Linked DNA regions of Homo sapiens: region 2 is linked to region 1. Evidence: chromatin contacts called from ENCODE Hi-C or POLR2A ChIA-PET data. All regions are on one chromosome and are shown on one strand. Each heading gives the region's core, a stretch centred on a gene start or an enhancer-like site at or near the end of the contact. The rest is flanking DNA. Distances are from core to core; before and after follow the strand shown.

The links. A loop is a pair of places that touch in the nucleus more often than their neighbours do. ChIA-PET counts read pairs that join two places held with the same protein, here RNA polymerase II (POLR2A). Pooled maps may share reads with other maps.
Region 2: a map of B cell shows a loop between it and region 1 (10-fold over the local background). The contact joins the enhancer-like site here to the promoter of YPEL1 in region 1. A Hi-C loop is called at or near these places in 1 of 168 maps with a recorded cell type or tissue (B cell) and 4 of 50 pooled maps. POLR2A ChIA-PET finds 5 or more read pairs at or near these places in 1 of 52 experiments (H1).

Annotation. Positions count from the first base shown.
Region 1 is chr22:21,733,986-21,737,265 of GRCh38, forward strand. YPEL1 (yippee like 1) reads right to left here and starts at 1,809. Exons shown (of 5, transcript NM_013313.5): 1 at 1,630-1,809. RefSeq lists silencers at 1,458-1,507, 1,528-2,377.
Region 2 is chr22:23,912,519-23,915,798 of GRCh38, forward strand. No RefSeq gene overlaps it. Among named protein-coding and RNA genes, the nearest start is that of MIF-AS1, 15 kb to the left of the region's middle. Within about 2 kb of position 1,538, at least 37 of the 41 ENCODE cell types and tissues checked have a DNase peak (open chromatin) inside an H3K27ac peak, as active enhancers do; they include B cell, where a contact is called at or near this core.

The sequences.
Region 1 (3,280 bases), core at 559-3,058:
AGGTGGATCACTTGAGCCTAGGAGTTCAAGACCAGCCTGGGAAACATTAAGTGAGACCCCAGTCTCTACAAAAAAAAATGTAAAGTTAACCAGTCATGGTGGTGTGCACCTGTAGTCCTAGCTACATGGGAGGCTGAGGCAAGAGGATCACTTGGGCTCAGGATGTGGAGGTTGCAGTGAGTCGTGTTTGTGCCACTGCACTCCATCCTGAGCAAGAGTGAGACCCTGTCTCAAACAAAGAAACAAACAGAGAAATGGCTTTATAAATTACAGTGATTCAAAGGTGAAAAGGCTTAATACCCACAGTTTAGTGACAAGAATGCACCCAGGTGTTTTTCATATTGGCAAGTGTACCACAGCAGTGTAGGATGGGGTAAGGATAGGGAGCACTGGGTGTAGGATATATTGGGATTGTCTGTACTATCTTTGCAACCTTTATGTAAATTTAAAGTTTTTCCAAAATAAGAAGTTATTTTAAAAGAAGACTATTGCTCAGATTGGTAATTAAGAGCGCTCAGTTATTATATAAATGCTCAATATGGGCCCAACCCGTAGGGGTTCCCACAAGTAGATGAGACTCTACCCTGTAGGGCCCAAGAGGAAACACCATGAAGGTCCTGGAGATCCTCTTATTCCTCAAACATGCCACTACCATTGCCTCGCAAGAGCCCTGAGGGGGACCAGTGCATGATTGTAAGACAAAATGACATCAGGATTAAGCACAGCTCCTGGCACCTGGCAGGGGCTCAGCAAACATTTGTCACATCTATAGCTTGCTCAGGTGAGGTGCCTGGAAAGTCTCCCCAGTGGTGGTAAACCTAGTCTTGGGACCTGAGTAGGGAATTAGGAGTGTCAGGGGCTGGTGGGTGGGAAGAATAACATTCTTAGCAAAGGAAACATCAGGTTAAGGTGGGTATGTTTTAGATAGAGGAAGAAGAAATGCAACGGAACAGAAAAAGCGTGGGGCGGGGAAATTGATGTCTTCCATGTTCATTATCTGCCTAAAATAGAATCTCAGCCTTTTTTCCATCCTTAGAATTCAGCACATAATTTGGACATCAAAGATGTCAATCAGAGCCAAGCATGGGGGAGGCGGACCCTGTTTAGATCTCTGAAGCTCAGGCTTTTGCAATCTCTGTTAACGAAACCTATGCCACAAGTGGTAAATACCGAGGACGCTCCATTTTAGTCATGATCTTTATGTGGCTACTTGAAAAGCTTTTCCGCCTTTCTGATAAACATTCCTAGGAGACCTCTTTTGCCCTCATTTCCTTGCCCAGTTGAGGCTGTATTTTTTAAGGAAGGAAAATCCAAAAATCAGGGATCTTGTCCATTTTCCCTATCTTTTCACGGCGGGGCGGGAGAAGAGGGACAGCGGGGGAGGTGGAGAGAAGAAACGGCGGGGGAATCAAAGATTAGGCGTTGTTGTCTGTGCCAAAACGGAGTGAGCCCAATATCAACAAATCAAAATCCAAAACGGAACAAAAAAGTCACAGGCCCGCCCTGCTCGCGCCCCCGCCCGCCCGGACGCCCAACAGGTGCTTCCCGGGCCCGCCCGCAGCCACAGTATCCTTGGGTGGCCACAAAGTAACCGCCCGCGCAGCTGCAGCCAGGCCCGCCCGTACTCACGGCCGCTCCGCGGTCCGCGCCCCGGCCCGCAGCGCCCATCCGGCCCGGGCCCCGGTCAGCGCGGGCTCGGCTCTCAGGCGTTCCCGGCGCGGCCCGGGACGCGCTGAGGCCGTTAACGCCTAGGCAGGGCGCGAGGCATCCTCCCGCCGCCGCCCCGCGGGCCGCCTGCCCTTTGTTTTGGAGCCGTAGCCCGGCCCAGACGCCGTTAACAGCCTTGGAGCGCGGCGCCGGCCAATCAGCGCGCCATGTCGCCAGCGCCCCGCCCCCATCCTGCCTCCGTTCCGCCCCGCGTCCCGCCTGCCCCGCGCGCCCCCGCCCCGCGCGCTCCGGGCCAAGGAGCTCCGCCAGCTCGCACCCGGCCGGGACGGGCAGGAGCCCACGTGCCGCGGGGCGCGCCGCACTCCCATTGGCTGACCCGCCGGGCGCGGCCTCGGAGCCAGCCTGTAAGGGCCGAGGGACACGGGGGCGGGGCCGCGCGGGGCGGGGCGAGAGCAGGGGCGGGTTCCGCGAGGAGCGCCGCGCTCGGACGCAGGCTGGCTGGGCAGGGACACTCGGCCGGCGGGGCTGGCGGTGGTGGTCACTCGTTCCTCCGGCTCGCGGGGATGGGCCGAGGGCGTGCAGGGCCCGCAGCTCCAGAGGCTGAGGCGAGCTTGCGCGCAGCCTCCTCGTCCAGCGCCGTGCACGTACCGCCCGTCCGCGCGGTCGGCCGCGTTGTAGGGGACGGACGTGGAGGCCGAGGCGAGCTTGTGTGCGCCTGACCAGGGCCCGCCTTGGCCGGACCCCTCCGCGGCCGGGTCCCCAGAATGCGGTCGTCCGTGCTGTCCCGTCCCCACCACCCTCTCTGAACCCAAGGACCTAACCCCCTAGGACCCCCTCGCCACGGAGGACCCCCCGGGTCTGCGTCTGGCCCCTCGCTCTGCTCCAGGACTGCCGCGTCAGACCCTACAGAAAGCCCCTTCCTCTGGGTAGTGCTCCCGACGCCCCGGCAGCCTGCGCCACCCCCACGCCTCTAATGTCACTGTTTTCTTGGTTCCGTATCCCTTCTTTAAAAAAATATATATTATTTGAAAATAGATATGTATTATTTGAATATATATATTTGAAGGCTGGGTGTGGTGGCTCACGCCTGTAATTCCAGTACTTTGGGAGGCCGAGGCAGGAGGATCATTTGAGCCCAGGAGTTCAAGAGCAGCCTGGGCAACATAGTGAGACACTGTACCAAAAAAAAAAAAAGAAAGAAATTAGGCATGGTGGTGCACACCTGTAGTCCCAGCTACCTGTGAGGCTGAGGCGGGAGGATCACTTGAGCCCAGGAGGTCGAGGCCTCAGTGAGCCATGATCGCGCTACTGCACTCCAGACTGGGTGACAGAGCGAGACCCTTCCTCTTGAACAAAAAAAAAAAAAAAGAAAAGAAAAAAACCAAGAAAACAACAAAACCTCTATTGAGGTCACAATGTATATAACATTGTTATCAGCGTCCTCTGGACGTATTCTCTTGTTTTCTGCAACCCACTGTGTATGTAAAGATCTCTTCAAGTCGCTAAATGTACACCTGACTCATAACTTAGATTGTGGCTGGATGTTGCCTTTTTTTTTTTTTTTTTTTTTTTCCTTGAGACAGGAGTCTCGCTGTGTCGCCCAGGCTGGAGT
Region 2 (3,280 bases), core at 288-2,787, 2.2 Mb after region 1:
TCTTCCTTATAGTAAATGTCCCAGTCTGTAAGTGGGACTCGTGCTCTGAGACTAAGCTGGTCCCCCCTCCACAGGTTTGTGCTGGCAATAAACCTGTGTTGCTGTTAAGCTGCCAACTCTTTAACCCTCACCTTCCCTTCAAAACCTAACAAAGATGAATGAGGCATGAACATGAAGACAGAGGGTCAAACCCAAAGAGCAGATTCCGTGAGAAGTCTCCCTATTGACAAGGGTTACTAAGGATGGGGTCTTCTCTGGACCCCCTAGTCTTAGACTTAGTCCACCACATCCAGAAGCCCTTGAAATAAGATTGCAGTGCTTCTGGCATAGCCAAAGACATAGACTTCTCTAAAAATCAGTGCCTAGCTCTCCCCAGGCTGGGCCCTAATTTTTAGTCCAAGCTGTATTATTTTGTAAATCTTCCTGCCATTTCATAGACCCTGGTCACAGTGAAACATTCTGCAGGGGTTTGGGCTGTAAGTAACATCCTCCCCAACTGTCTGACTTCTTTATCACATCTTGTTGGGACAAAGGTTTAAGAAATATTTTTATTAACATCCTCTTGGGCAGTAAGTCCTACCATTCCAGACCCCTCATCCAGGCCTATAATGATTCCAGCCTGTAAGTGCTAGTGGGGCTTTGGCATTAAGTTGGTCCCCACCTCTGTAGGTTGTGTTAATAAACCTGTGTTGTAGAGTGGTCAACTCTCTTGTCTTTAACCCTCGTCTTTTTTCAAAAACCTAACACTCATGTGTCCTCTCCCTCACCTTCTCCTGGCATCCCTTGCCACTGTCCCTCTGTCCCTCTTTCCCCTCCTTAACCCAAAGGGAAATCTCTCCCAAAGGTAAAAGTCTCCCAGGGGTTAAGAGGGAGCTTGAGGCACCAGAAAGAGCTATAGTCACAGCCACCTGTGAAAGCCATCTCTGAGGTCCCTTCCTGTCACAACAGCTGGGCTCCTGACTCAGACCAAGACAGCTTTTGTTTCTTTTCCTTTCTAGCCCCCCACTTCCCACCCACCTTTCTGCTTTCTCATATGGGCTCATTATGGTTTATAGGGCTGGGGAACGTTGCCTCTTCTGCCCTCCATTTCTCCCATCTCCCTTCTTTCCCCTCCACTTTTTCTGAGTCCACTTCTCTTCCCTTCTTCTTCCTTCCCTCTGGGACGCTGCACAGTTCCTTCCACCCGGCACGGCCTGGGACTCTAGACTCCCTCTGAAGGCACGGAAGTATTTCCTTCCCTCCCTCCGACCCGATCTTTCTGCCCTTGATTCAAAACAATCTGAGGTCCCTAGGCCCTTCCCTTTCCGCCTCTGCGCTCCCCATGGGGTCCGGTGTAGTTTTCCCGCCCCTTCCCTGCAGCTCCCGAGACCACCCGGACACAACGGAGCCATCCAGCGCCCTCAGAGGCCCTGGGCACACGGGCAGATGGTCACCGCCTCCTAAGGGAGCAGCGCGCGCCCGTTGCTCGCTGCCCGTTGGTTGTTGCTGGTAGCTCCGGAGGGCGGGGTTGGCGAGGAAAGTGAGTCCGTATGTCCCCAGCATGCTCCGCGCGGGGGCGGGGCTCTAAGGGGGCAGGCGAAGGCGGAACTGGCGTGGTCAAACCAACCTATCAGCCTCCAGCATGCTCCGTGTGGGAGCGGGGTTCCCGGGGGCGGGGCTTGGTTTGTGTGCCCTTCCGGCGTTTCGCCCCTGCGTTCTCTGAGATGCTCCCACGCAGATGTATGGGCCTAATTCGCTAATATCCACTCTATATCCTGTTCCATCCTCTTGTAATGGGCGTTTGGAGTGTTGCCAATTTTTTGCTGTTATAATGATTGTAATAGCATATTAAAAAACTTGAACATAGTTTGATTGTAATAACATTAAATATAGCATCTTAAACATACAGTTTGAGCGTGCCAACCTGATGGGTGTGGAATGTAATATTCATTATAACTTTGATTTTCATTTCCCTACTTTGAGTAAGTTTGAACTTCTCTTTATGTAATTATTGACTACTCTGTTTTCATGTTCTGAGAATTGCCTGTTTGTATTTTATGCCCATTTTTCTATTGGGTTGTGGTTTTTATTGATTGGTAGTTCTTTATAATTTTATGGATACCAGTCTTTTACTAGTTCAGCGCATTAATTGCAAATATTTGCTCCCACTCTGTGGCTTGCTTCCTTTCCACCCCTAATTCCTAGGGTGTCTTTTTGAAGCACAAATCTAAAATTGTAACACAGGCGACTATCAATCTTTTCCTCTATGATTTGAGCATTTTGTGTTTTGCTTAAAAACTCAGCCCTTGTCCCAAGGTCATAGAGATATTCTCCCGTATTTTCTACTGATCCATCCCCCATATTTAGGTCTTTGGTCCATCTGTATTAATGTTTATGTGTAATATGAGATAGGGATCCTACTTTATCTGTATTGTGTTAACCAAAAAATGACTGAGACAGGTGTCTCAATCAATAAAGGTTAATTTAGCCAAAGTTTGAGGACATGCCTGGGAAAAACACAAGTCTCAGTTCCTAATATTAACCGCTTGCATTTAGTAGAAATGACCTTCAAGGTTCTCTGTAGCAGAGATGTGGTTGAAAAAGGAAAGGAAGACATAGGGTTTGTAGATGGCCATAGCTTCACGGAAGAGCGAAAGAAGGGCAGGATATGTGGTTCTCTCCCTATGGAAAACCATAGAGGCCAAAAGCTTCCCTGCCCAAACTTCAGCCCCAAAGACTCAGATAATAGCCTTAACCAGAGCCCTGGCATGAAGAAAGGACAAGGCCTTGACTGTTTATACAGACTTGAGATATGTGCTCACTGTGATCCATGCCCATGGTGCAATCGGGTACGAAAGGGGACTTCTGAATGCCAATAACAAATAAATCAAATATGAAACATAAATATTGGCACTACTGCACAGTGGAAATGACTAGACAGATTGTGGGGGTCATCTAATGGGGGACTTTGAACTAATGAAGGGGAGCAACCTGGCACACACAGGGAGGGAAAGTCCCTGCTTCCTTCAGTACCTCTTTATGAATATAAACCAATAAACCAAGACACTCCCCTGGGGAATTACAGGAAGCCATGCGAGAGGGAGAGCATCAGAGTTCCCTCTCAGAGGGATGGGCCCTAAATAAGAGAGGCAGGATTTGGGTGCCCAGAAATCTGAGTTGGGCTATTATAAAGCCTGCCCATGATCTCTCAATCTATGGCAAGAAGACTATGCACACCTAGCTCCTCAGGATAATAAGGACCCCAAAAGCAAAGAAAATGATGGATAAAGTGGCTGACCAA